Linked DNA regions of Homo sapiens: regions 1, 2 and 4 are each linked to region 3. A link is a contact called in ENCODE Hi-C or POLR2A ChIA-PET data. All regions are on one chromosome and are shown on one strand. Each heading gives the region's core, a stretch centred on a gene start or an enhancer-like site at or near the end of the contact. The rest is flanking DNA. Distances are from core to core; before and after follow the strand shown. Region 1 overlaps RRAS2 (RAS related 2). Region 2 has its middle 88 kb from the start of RRAS2. Region 3 holds the start of PSMA1 (proteasome 20S subunit alpha 1). Region 4 holds the start of RRAS2 (RAS related 2).

Region 1 (3,137 bases), core at 430-2,929, 200 kb after region 3:
AAAACCAAACACATTTTCAAATGTTGTCTTCACCTCACTCAAACAAGGGTGAGCTTAAATGGAAGCAGGGGAGCATTTAGTGATAAAAACACAGAACAGGCAAAATTTCAGAAATGGGTCAGACTTTCAATTAGAGACTGAATTTTCAGCCAGCAACAAGCCAGGGATAGTGGAAAGGGAGCTAAATCTGGTATTTCCTTTATTAAGAAGGATCCATCCAACCTGGCTAGAAGTGATCATAGGTAGGCTAAAGTGGTCTTAATAGGTAAACAGCTTCCCTGCTCTCCCCACTCCCACTTGCTCCTGGATGATCAAACACAAAACACAAGACATGGCAAAAATAATAACAAATGTAGCCCCCAACCCCCAACCCCTATACAAGAACTTCAGAAGTTTTGACAATTTTTGATCATTCTTTTAAGTGAGTATAAAGAATGAGGGACTTTCGTGCCATCCTTGTAGAGTTAGTTCCCTTCCCTGTCCCACCACCATTTCACCAAGGGAAATTTATTGAGAACACCTAAAATTTGCTGTTGACTAGTCATGTTAGGGGAAGGAGGAATGGTATAGACATAAGATTTTAAAATATTGACGTGCGTCGTGTGTTTACTTATTTGCAATCTTTTTTTTTTTTTTGAGATGGAGTCTTGGTCTGTTGTCTAGGGTGGAGTGCACTGGCCGATCTCGGCTCACTGCAACCTCTGCCTCCCAGGTTCAAGTGATTCTCCTGCCTCAGCCTCCCAAGTAGCTGGGATTACAGGCGCCTGCCACCACACCCAGCTAATTGTTGTATTTTTAGTAGAGACGGGGTTTACCATGTTGGCCAGGCTGGTCTCGAACTCCTGACCTCAGGAGATCAGCCCACCTCAGCCTCCCAAAGTGCTGGGATTATAGGCGTGAGCCACTATGCCCAGCCATTTGCAACCATTTTTTTAAATTGTTGTGTTAAGTTACTATAAAAATTAACATTTTTATAGTTTTCCCACATTTTACTGCATACTACTTTATATGACTTTATGATTGTTAGGTTCTTAAACAATGAATTTTGACTTAAGTTCTTTTATATTTTTATTTTTACCAATCCATCCTATTTAAAATAAATTAATAGTATGTTTAATATCTTTCAGAAAAGTTCTTTCCCTGTGCTTTAATTTTAACCAGTTTTAGCTAATGTTTTTGCACAACCTTTTCTAAAAGCAACAAATAATTGATTAAGGGGAATCTGGGCTAAGCTGAAGCTTAACTCTGAAAGCTGTGTTAATGAGTTTCCATAGGAAAAACTGTCTACTGCTTTTATTTTGTTTATAGATTGAAATTAGCTAAATGAAAGAATAAGTAAATGAGAGCTGCTTAAATTAAGACATCCATTAAAATTTTTTGTCTTGATTACTTTCCCGTCTCAGAGTCAATTGATCTGGCTTTTGGTACTGAGCACATGACTCTAGACAAGCATGCAGTCATTCTAGGCATACTGCTATTTGAAAAAACAGCTTTAAAAAGATGTTAGAACCTGGGAAAAAATATCTTGCTCTCTTGTGGTTTCACAGGATGCCAAAGGTTTAGTTGCTTGTATGTTTCACTCAATTGCTTTCTGTTCAATGAATAAAATCAGCACCGTGCATTAGAACTTTGCAGACTCACTGCAAAGGAAATAGCAGGAGGTAAAGTGACCTCAAATGAATGTGGCTTTTTTTGTGGGGTGCGGTGGGTGGGCAGTGCTACAACTTAATAAACAAATTGAGTTTTGCAGGAAGAAAACCTTTAACCCATCTTTATACTCTCTCATGGTGACATTTTTCTTCTGCTATCATTCCCATTCTTTAAACATTTTTACAATGATTAGTTCATTTTAAACATGTAACATAGCTACAGTTGAGTTGTTTAGTTGTTTTATAACGTATATGTTTTTCGAGTCCATCAGTAAACTGGAATTATAATCTTATTTTTGTTGTTTTGATCACACAACTTTTCTGCGCTCTGAAAAATACAACTGATACTTACTTCTCTTCACCAAAAGTCTTTTAGGTAGGTTTATCACCTTTTATCAGTTGAGTGAGTAAGATATTTTGAAAATATTTTACAGGGGAAGTAGCAGAAATTCTCCATCATGTATGGTAAACTTGCAGTTATCTGTGCTCTTAGAAGACAGAGGGAACCGGCCGGGCGCGGTGGCTCACGCCTGTAATCCCAGCACTTTGGGAGGCTGAGGCGGGTGGATCATGAGGTCAGGAGATCGAGACCATCCTGGCTAACAAGGTGAAACCCCGTCTCTACTAAAAATACAAAAAATTAGCCGGGCGCGGTGGCGGGCGCCTGTAGTCCCAGCTACTCGGGAGGCTGAGGCAGGAGAATGGCGTGAACCCGGGAAGTGGAGCTTGCACTGAGCCGAGATTGCGCCACTGCAGTCCGCAGTCCGGCCTGGGCGACAGAGCGAGACTCCGTCTCAAAAAAAAAAAAAAAAAAAAAAAAGACAGAGGGAACCTGAATAGTTAATATAATTTTTATTGTAGTACAGGTTTTACTCACATACCTTGGGAAAAGCTTCTTTTCCTGCTTGGCATTATTGCCAAATGTCAGGATTGACGGAGGTGTATGGGGAGATGGATTTGAGAAAATCTGGACATGTTACTCCATGAATCTAGAGAAAGCAGGGGCAATACATTTATTTTTGTTTTCTGAAGGTAGCTCTCATTGTAATGATGTAATTTGGGGCACAGAATTGAGCCAGACTGCTGGGAATCAATTTCTGCTCCATGCTTACTAGCCTCGTGACTGGGCAAGTTACTTAAAGTCTTTCCTCACCTGTATGATGGAGACGATAATAAGACCACCTACTTCATGGACTGTGAGGTTTCAATGAATTAATATGGTAAAGCACTTAGTGCCTGACACATAGTAAATGATAGCTGTATTGTTGCCAAGTCAGTAAGTGTGAGTCAAAGTATACAGATATGTTTCCCTGAAGGAATTTGAAGTTTAATACTTAAGTTTTGTAAAAGTCTGATTTATATTTACTTTTCAATAGTCCAAAGTGGGGACTGAAAGAATGTACAAAATGTCCGTGTTTGGGTTATCTTTCCTAAACACTCTGCCTTCCTCAGGAAACATTTCTTCTGTCTCAGCTGTTCCACTGCCCT
Region 2 (2,780 bases), core at 273-2,772, 250 kb after region 3:
GGTGGAGGTTGCAGTGAGCCAAGATTGTGCCACTGCACTCCAGCCTGGTGACAGAGCGAAACTGTCTAAAAAAGCAAACAACCTCCAGATAACTGGCAGGTAAATAGAAGGAGATGATAATCAAATGGTCTTTTTCAAACACATCACTTAATCACTTAAGGGTATTTAACCAGTGATTGCTTCTAAAATTTCAAAGTAATTTTTAGCAAAAGGTATTTTAATTAAAAATACTTGACTGAGCATGTTTTTTTTTTTTTTTTTTTTTTGTGCATGGCAGTAATAGGCATTCTGGGGAAATGGATAAATGTGGAGATTTTCCTTTTTTTTCAAATTACTCAGAGTCTAGTGCAGGAAGTTTTAGAGTGATAAAAACAAATGCTGGGACCCACTTTCAAGGCAGAGTAGGAAAAGCATTCAAAAAGTGTTGTCCAGCAGAAGGGATTGTAGCATATATTTCTCCTGGAAAATCTGAGGGAACTTCTTAATTAGAATTGGTGTTTAAGCTGGAGCTCGATGGATTGGTAGGATTTGAGATGGAGAGGAGAGAAGAGTGAGGGTGGAAAGATGAGAAAGGCCCAGAGTTGGCAGAATGCAGGGTGTATTCTGGACTGGAACCTTGGCCTAAAAAGATTCTACATGCAATGGGAAAAAAATATGATAAAATAGACTGGGATCAGGTTGTGGAGGGCTTTAAATAGGATGGCCCTTCTGTGTATAATGGGAAACTGCCAAGGATTCTGAACAGGAGGTGCCTGGATCTAATCTAGTGGTAGCATAATGGCAGAGAAGTGCAAATTTGGTGGTCAGATAGAGGTTGTTGGAATCATGGAATCTGTTCTCTTAGTATTATAAACTCAGTGAGGGCAGAATCACGTCTGTTGTGTTTATATTGCCTGGCATGTGCTGAAAAGCCATTTGATGAATGGATGATTTCAGAAAGAGAGACAATGAAGACCTGAACTGCAGTGACATGGGGAGAAGGAGACTGAACACTGGAGGGATATCCAAGTGATGTTTGAGTCTCCAAAATACTGTCTGGATGACCAGGAAGGTGGTGGTGCTATTAATTAAAATAAGGAGTATAGGCAACTCTCTAGTGATAGAAATTTATGTGACAATCCCATACAGGGTTAGTCCAGGAGGCATTTGGGAATGGGGAATGGGAATTGGAGGTCAAAAGAGGCTGCTCGGACTAGGAATGCAGATTTGAAATTTGTCTCTTTTGAGCTTAGTGATTGAGGAGATAAGAATGGGTAATATCCTCCAGGAAGAGAGTGTTTGAGGAGAGGGTCCAAGGGTAAAACTTTGGGGAAAACAAACATGGGAGGTAGAAGATGAAGAGGCAGCAAAAAGCCAAGAGAAGTAGCCAGAAACTGGAGAGAACCACGAGGCTGTTTTGTGAAGGAAGCCACGGAGGTGGTGGAAAGCATTGAGTGCTGTGCAGAGGATGGGGGAGTGAGAGGCTGCACTGGTCTTGTGCGGTTGCTGATGACTTCCTTAGATTTATTTCAGTCTTCTGGTTGTGGAAACCAGATGATAGTGAGTTGAGGTGTGATTGGAGGCTAAGGATGTGGAGGAAGTAAGTGTGGGCTATTTTGAGAAATTCTGTGGCAAAAGCAGGGCAAGATGGGGAAGTTATCTTGTTTTACAGGGTAGGAGGTTAGAGGAATAAGAATAAGCCACTGCAAGTTACTTAATCACAGATAGGGAGGTATGCAGATCTGGAACTATGTATTCACACCTGGATCCTTCAGCGTTTGAGAAATTTAGAAACCTAGTTCGCAGACTCTAGCACATGCCTCTCTGATGGGGGAGAGTGGCACAGTGCAGCTTCTCAAGACTTATCTGCATTGGAGGGCCAGGTTAAAAGATTGTTAGTCTCCAGTGTTGTGGACTGATACTTTTCTAAATGTTATAAAAAATGAATTATTTGGAAAATAATCATTCTCCTGTATATCATGGCAGTGTCAAATTAAGAGTTTCTAAACACTTGCTTTCAGTTTCTTTATCTCATTTGTGGATCTTATCAGGCTGCAGGTCTTGATTTGGGCAGCACTAGTGTAGTGGGGAAGGGAGCAGGAGAGTCGAGTGTTTTTCACAGGTGGCGCTTTTGACTTCCTCTGTAGGCTAGTGATTCCAGGTTAGAACCACTGAGTAACAGTTACATTCCAACACTAGAAAAAGAGGGACTATGTTTATACCAACTCCAGGTGTTGGAGTCAGTAGACTTGAATAAGATGTTTTCACCCTTTTCCCTTCTGTGAATACTTACAGATTATTTGAGGTAAAGAAAAATTGCTTAAACATGCAACTGCTTAAAATATGAGAACTATTACCAATCAGTTATAAAGACTAGGAGTATTTAGAACAGTATGAGAAAATGTTAATGAGTGCTATCTTATGTTAAGACATTATGAATATTATGAATGTTAAGTGAAGACAAATTTCATTTTGCTCTGATAACTGTAAAATTATGCATGCATATTTTATTTGTCATGACATTTTCAGTTATAAGTGACAGAAATGCAACCCAAACCAGCTTCACACAGTGCATGCATTTACTTATTTATGAAGTGAGGGTTGGGTGGAGTGCAGTTGGCTTTCAATGAGTCCTACAACAGGATACCATCAAGACCCACGTGTAAGAATTGTCTAAATTGTGGAGGTGGAGTAGAGGTGTCTGCTAGTAGGAGAGAGTTTGTGTCGAAGCCTAAGGCCAGAAAAGGTAAAATAACTGGCCCCAACCCTCATGGGTACTCAGGTGCAGCAGTGGTTTGAAC
Region 3 (3,013 bases), core at 460-2,959:
TAGAGAGATATATATGGAAAGAATTTTCAAAATGTTTATGTAGTATATGACAATTTTTAAATGAGCATTTATTTAATCAGTTAGCACTATTTATAAACACTTAATATGTGCTACGCATTGTGCTAGGTCCTGGAGAAACGAAAGAGAACAATCTATTAATTTAATCTGTTAATTTAGTCCACCAAATCAACAGTGTTTTTCAGAAATACGACAATAACCAGTGTTGATGAATTAGAGAAGGTAACCTCATATACTACTGTTGAGAGTATATGTTGGTAAAACATTTCTGGAGAACAATTTAGTACTTTGTTTTTTGTTTTTTTTTTTTTGAGATGGAGTCGCACTCTGTCGCCCAGGCTGGAGTGCAGTGGCACGATCTCAGCTCACTGCAACCTCCGCCTCCCGGGTTCAAGCGATTCTCCTGCCTCAGCCTCCTGAGGCACGCCACCACGCCCGGCTAATTTTTGTATTTTTAGTAGAGACGGGGTTTTACCATGTTGGCCAGGATGGTCCGATCTCCTGACCTCGTGATCCACCCGCCTCTGCCTTCCAAAGTGTTGGGATTACAAGCGTGAGCCACCGCGCCCGGCTTTTTTTTTTTTTGAAACAGAATCTCTATTGCCCAGGCGGGCTGGAGTGCAACGGCGCGACCATGGCTCACTGCAACCTCGATCTCCCTGGCTCAAGAGATCCTCCCACATCAGCTTCCCGAGTGGCTGGGACCACAGGCCCATGCCAACATGCCCAGCCTTTTTTTTTTATTATTCTTATTCTTATTCTTATTCTTATTATTATTGTAGCGACGAGGTCCCACTGTATTAAAATAATATAGTGATCTCAAACTCCTGGGTTCAAGCGATCCTCCGCCCTCGGCCTCCAATAGCGCTGGGATTACAGGCGTGAGCCACCACACCCAGTCTCTTTTTTACAAAGAATATAAATAGCCGGTGGATGTCAGACTATTTCGTTATGGAAAGATGCTCTCAAAAGACGAAATAGATAAATCGAAAGAAAGTGTCCATTTTTTCTCAGTGGCCTAATCTGTCAGGTACCATGCTTGGTTTTGGGGGCATAGAAAGACATTAGCGCCCTCATGGAGTTCAAAGTCTGGTGGAAGAAATCAATCATAATAACAATGAGGGGTTAACGACAACAGACCCTTGAAAGATAACATCTCCAGGGAATAAGGAAGAGCATTCCAAAGTATTTTGCCAAATGGCAAAAACCGCAGTTACTTTTGCACCAACCTTAATGCAAATAAAAGCATGTACACAAACAAGATACTCGAGGAAGAATACAGCTGACACACAGAAACGGATCGTTATCTTGTGGCTTTCCTGCAGCCTCGTTCCTTTCAGTCACATAACACCCCAAATCTGTGGACGGTTAATGAGAGCTAGTATCACCCAGAGTCACGGCTGTTGACTCGGACGACTTTAGATGCAGCCCGCCAGCGGGAGAAACTGGAGGGAATCCGCCATACACAGGAACCTAGAAGGGCTACGTGACAGGGGCTGCCCCGCAGCTCTCAGCCGCCGGCACTCCCAGCCAGGTTTTCCCGCCAGTCTCAGTTCCTAGATCTTCCGAGGCTCCGCCCGCCGCCGAGCGGTCGGAAAGTTTTAAGGAGGGGGAAGTGTTGCAAGCCTATCGATATCTCTGGAATAGACTGCGCTACCCTGCGCCGCCGCCGTCAAACTCCCGCAGACTTCTCTGTAGATCGCTGAGCGATACTTTCGGCAGCACCTCCTTGATTCTCAGTTTTGCTGGAGGCCGCAACCAGGCCCGCGCCGCCACCATGGTACGTTGAATCCCGATCTCTGGAAGGTTTAGGGCAGAGCTCTGGTGACTGGGGGATGACGAGCCACCTCTCCTGTCATCCTTAGCGTCGCCCGGTGCCACGAGGTATGAGAGCCTCGGCAGACGGCCGGGCTCCGGCAGTGATTCAGCATCTCCGGCCTGGCCGGGCTAGGGGTTATCGGTAGCCAGTGCGGCCTTTCCACCGCTTTCGCTTCCCGGGGAGCCTCCGACACTTCCTCCTCGGTCAGCTAGATGAGTTCGCCCCTCAGGTTCCTTCAGTGGAGTAGATTCTGAGCGGTCCAGAATAGCTCCTAGTGCTGTGTATGGGAGAGGAGAAGACAGAGACTTGACTTGGAGGCCTACCTGTACCACCAGTGCGGACTTGACCCCCAGGTTTGTGTTCCTGGACAGCGTCCGTTTTCCTGGTGGGTCCGTCTATTTATCTCTCGCCTAGACTTCGATTAGAAGAGGCCCTTTTCAATCATTTTGTCCAGTCACCTAGTTGCGGATGAGTAAGCCGAGGCTGAGAGGGGAAGTGATGGAATCAGGGTTACAATATAGGGTTCTGGGTTTCCAGTTCTGTCTGCCATTCTAGCACTCAATCTCACTCCCATGACTATTATTATAATAGTCGTAATAGCCGTAATGGTTCTATCGCTGCAGCTATTTGTGTCCACCTCTAACTTTGTGAGGACATTTTTGTTCATTCAATGTGAATATACAGACAGCACTTGTACAGGCATAACTACAGTGAACATTAAAAAATAAGTCATACATGTCCCTAATCATAAAAACAGAAAGGGACGTTTAGATAAAGAGCTGTGGGAGTATATGTTAGGGGGATTTGGGAAGAAAAGGAGAAGACTTCAAGAAATCGACATTTAAGCTACCTTAAAGAAAAGGAAGACTTTTAACCATTTATTAGGGCCCAATAAAAGGGAGCAGCATAAGCAAAAATAGGCAAGAAAGTTGATTGTGAACTTTAGTAATTGAGCCTAAAGGGGTTGATATGGAGGGTGTTAGAATAAGAGTTTGGAAAAATAGGACCCATTTAGATCTGCTTCTCCCTCTCCCACGAGTTTATGGTAAATGTAGAATTGGCTTACATCTGAGTACAGTAGTAATCTTCCAGTAAGACTGCATGAACAGAGTGCCTTAACATTGAATGGAAATACAAGCATATTTCTTAATGAATGTTAAGAGTTGGGATTTGAAA
Region 4 (2,945 bases), core at 360-2,859, 160 kb after region 3:
ACGCCACCACTCCGGACTAATTTTTGTATTTTTAGTAGAGATGCGTTTAGCCATGTTGGCCAGGTTGGTCTGGAACTCCTGGGCTCAAGCGATCCGCCCGCCTTGGCCTTCCAAAGTGCTGGGATTACAGGCATGAGCCATTGCGCCCAGCCATCCCAGCACTTTGGGAGTTCGAGACTAGCCTGGGTAACATAGAGAGACCTTGTCTCTTAAAAAAAAAAAAATTACCTGATCTTGATGGCATGTGCCTGTAGTCCCAGCTGCTAGGGAGGCTGAGGTGGAAGGATCACTTGAGTCCAGAAGTTGGAGGTTGCAGTGGGCCATGATTGTGCCACTACACTTCAGCCTGGGTGACAGAGGGATCTTGTCTCAAAAAAGAAAAAAAAAAGATTTTTAAAAAAGGAATTCAGGATGGGCTGGCCTGGATGGGTATTTTTGCTTGGGGTCTCTCACGCAGTTGCATTCAGATGCTAACAGGGGATGCCGTCATTGGAAGGCTCGATTAGGCTGAGTGTCCAAGATGTCTCACTTAGATGGCTGGCAGGTGATGCTGGTGATCTGGTGGGAGCTCAGTGGGACTTTTTTTTTTTTTTTTTAAATGGCATGTTGCTCCTGGCCATCAATCAGACTTCGACTGGCATGCCTACATGTAGCCTCTTTAGCATGGCAGTCTTATGATAGTCAAACTTCTGACTTTGTTCCTCCCGGAGTGAGAATACCAAGAGAACAGCTGCATGGCCTCTTCTGATCTAGCCTGGGAAATTAGGCAGCATCTCTTCTGCTGCATTCTACTGGTTCCAAATGAGTTACCAAGTGAAGTCCAAGAACTTGCAGTCATGTTCCAAGATTGCTGTAAATGCTTCCTGTGTAGCAGCACTGTTTTATGTGCTCATTTAATTCTTATTAAAAACCCCATGAGGCCGGGTGCAGTGACTCACACCTGTAATTCCAGCACTTTGGGAGGCCGAGGCGGGAGGATTGCTTGAGGCCAGGAGTTCAACCCCTCGCACTCACACTCCTCATATCCAATTACTGCACATTTGTCACACATAAACATAGCCACTATGACACTGTACTGACACATACAAAATCTGTCACATTCCGTCTTGCCCATGCAAGCTCAATCACTGACTTATTCTCCATGCTCAGCCACTGTCCCATTCTTCACACTGTCACAACCACCAGCCCATCACACACTCAATTACTGTGACACAGCTCTAATCCTCAATCACTGTCACATACTGTTTTTCACACAAATATGGTCACCATCTGTACTCTTAAAGCAGGGTATGTACTCTCCTATAAAATTGAGTTAATATGCCAACAGCCCTATTTTTCGCACACGCCGTCACATATTGTATTTTTCATCCACACAATCCCTTACATAGACAATTAGGGTGACACACTCTTTCTGCCTTCGTCCCACTCCCAACTGACACCCACTCCCACACTCTCACGCACTCGCTCACTGGCTAGGGATTAGAGCGGTGTGTCCGTGGGGGTCTGAAGCCCGGGTTACCTCCCGAACCTCAGCCCCAAGCGGCGCGGCCCCGCCCCTCCCCGCCCCCTCATGCATATGCAGCACCTCAGCCTGGCAGCCCGGCCCCCAGACGGCCATTTGTGGCGGCGCTGGAGGCTGCGTTCGGCAGGCGCTGCGGAGACGCGTAGAGGAGCGCGCCCCCCGGCCGCTGCCGCCCCTGGCCCGTGCCGTCACCCCGCTTCTCCGCGCCTCGGGCGGTACCCAGCCAGTCCCCAGCGCCGCGCTACCGCGCTGACCGGCCCTCCAGACGCCTCCCGGTACCCGGGACCCCAGCCCGGCCGCTCGCCCGCAGCCCGCCGGCCGCACACGTCCCCGGAGCCGGGCCTAGGGCGGGCGGCAGCGGCGGCTCGGCGCAGTCAGGCTGGGCTCTGTAGCGTCCCCATGGCCGCGGCCGGCTGGCGGGACGGCTCCGGCCAGGAGAAGTACCGGCTCGTGGTGGTCGGCGGGGGCGGCGTGGGCAAGTCGGCGCTCACCATCCAGTTCATCCAGGTACCTGGAGCGGGCCTGCCCGGGGCGCCGGAGCGGCGGCGGGCGGGGGCTGGCGCTACCTGTGGCGGGGCGGCCGCCGCGACCTCGCCCCAGAGGCGCCTCGCGGGCCCGGGCCGGGGCCAGGGGGCGGGAGGGCGCGGGGCCGACTACGCTCCTGCCCTGCGGCCGCAGCGTCGCGCTCCTGCCTCCTCCCGGGCGCGGCGTCGCGGGAGTAGGGCTTCTCAGGAATGTGGTCGGGAGGGCGGAGCTGGAAGGGTGGGAAGCACCGATCCACCTTATTGCTCTGGCCGAGGCCAGAGACCTCCGGGAGAGGCTGGGCCACCGAGCCGGGCTTTACTGCTCCGAGGGTCCGGGCGTGGGGCTGGAGCTGGAGCCCCGCGCGCTGCTTTTCCAGCCGCCTGCGGCCGCGCCTTCACCGTCGGGGCGATAGCGGTGGCAACTTGGCCGCGGCTCCGCGTGGTCTCCGGGCTTCCCCGCGCCGCCTGAGCCGGAGCTGCCCGCTTCAAGTACTGTGTATTTCTTTGTGTGTGTGTTACGCTCTTTTTATAAGTACTCTCTTAGGTAATATGTCCGGGTGGGAGTGTGTGATAATGCCCCGGGGAAATGGTGGCTTCTAGGAAGTTAAAAATGTTCTCTGATGGGGTGAGACCATTTCCTAGGAATTCCTGATGCCGTCCTGCTTCTCGCCGTGCCTAGGTGAAGTTTGGGATGGGCCGGGCTAGGATATGACCGAGTCGTGCGTTCTGTTTTCTAACCACCCTCTCCCCTACCCCCAGCCCTCTCTGGTTGCTAGAGACGGTAAGTCAGGGGTTTGTGGTAAAGAAAAGGGAGGTGGTATTCTTCCTTCTTAGAATTTGCTCTTGGGGAGAGGTTTGAGTAGTCTTTTTTGGGATTTTTAAAACACAAAGCCCCGATG

What was found. A loop is a pair of places that touch in the nucleus more often than their neighbours do. ChIA-PET counts read pairs that join two places held with the same protein, here RNA polymerase II (POLR2A). Pooled maps may share reads with other maps.
Region 1: a pooled map shows a loop between it and region 3 (2.8-fold over the local background). The contact joins the enhancer-like site here to the promoter of PSMA1 in region 3. A Hi-C loop is called at or near these places in 5 of 50 pooled maps. POLR2A ChIA-PET finds 5 or more read pairs at or near these places in 6 of 52 experiments (GM12878, H1, OCI-LY7 and 3 more).
Region 2: a pooled map shows a loop between it and region 3 (2.8-fold over the local background). The contact joins the enhancer-like site here to the promoter of PSMA1 in region 3. A Hi-C loop is called at or near these places in 2 of 50 pooled maps. POLR2A ChIA-PET finds 5 or more read pairs at or near these places in 5 of 52 experiments (A673, BJ, CD8-positive, alpha-beta memory T cell and 2 more).
Region 4: a map of CD8-positive, alpha-beta T cell shows a loop between it and region 3 (15-fold over the local background). The contact joins the promoter of RRAS2 here to the promoter of PSMA1 in region 3. A Hi-C loop is called at or near these places in 3 of 168 maps with a recorded cell type or tissue (B cell, CD8-positive, alpha-beta T cell and gastrocnemius medialis), 2 of 37 single-sample maps with no recorded cell type and 14 of 50 pooled maps. POLR2A ChIA-PET finds 5 or more read pairs at or near these places in 3 of 52 experiments (activated naive CD4-positive, alpha-beta T cell and naive thymus-derived CD4-positive, alpha-beta T cell).

What each region holds. Positions count from the first base shown.
Region 1 is chr11:14,318,678-14,321,814 of GRCh38, reverse strand. The region is part of intron 1 of RRAS2 (RAS related 2); the gene reads left to right. Among named protein-coding and RNA genes, the nearest start is that of RRAS2, 39 kb to the left of the region's middle. Within about 2 kb of position 1,679, at least 2 of the 41 ENCODE cell types and tissues checked have a DNase peak (open chromatin) inside an H3K27ac peak, as active enhancers do; they include GM12878, where a contact is called at or near this core.
Region 2 is chr11:14,270,158-14,272,937 of GRCh38, reverse strand. No RefSeq gene overlaps it. Among named protein-coding and RNA genes, the nearest start is that of RRAS2, 88 kb to the left of the region's middle. Within about 2 kb of position 1,522, at least 5 of the 41 ENCODE cell types and tissues checked have a DNase peak (open chromatin) inside an H3K27ac peak, as active enhancers do.
Region 3 is chr11:14,519,082-14,522,094 of GRCh38, reverse strand. It overlaps PSMA1 (proteasome 20S subunit alpha 1), which reads left to right and starts at 1,709. Exons shown (of 10, transcript NM_002786.4): 1 at 1,709-1,798. The coding sequence starts at 1,796. RefSeq lists enhancers at 1,578-1,767, 1,302-1,916.
Region 4 is chr11:14,357,847-14,360,791 of GRCh38, reverse strand. It overlaps RRAS2 (RAS related 2), which reads left to right and starts at 1,609. Exons shown (of 6, transcript NM_012250.6): 1 at 1,609-2,029. The coding sequence starts at 1,922. RefSeq lists silencers at 1,510-2,009, 2,080-2,279, 2,320-2,439 and an enhancer at 2,680-2,779.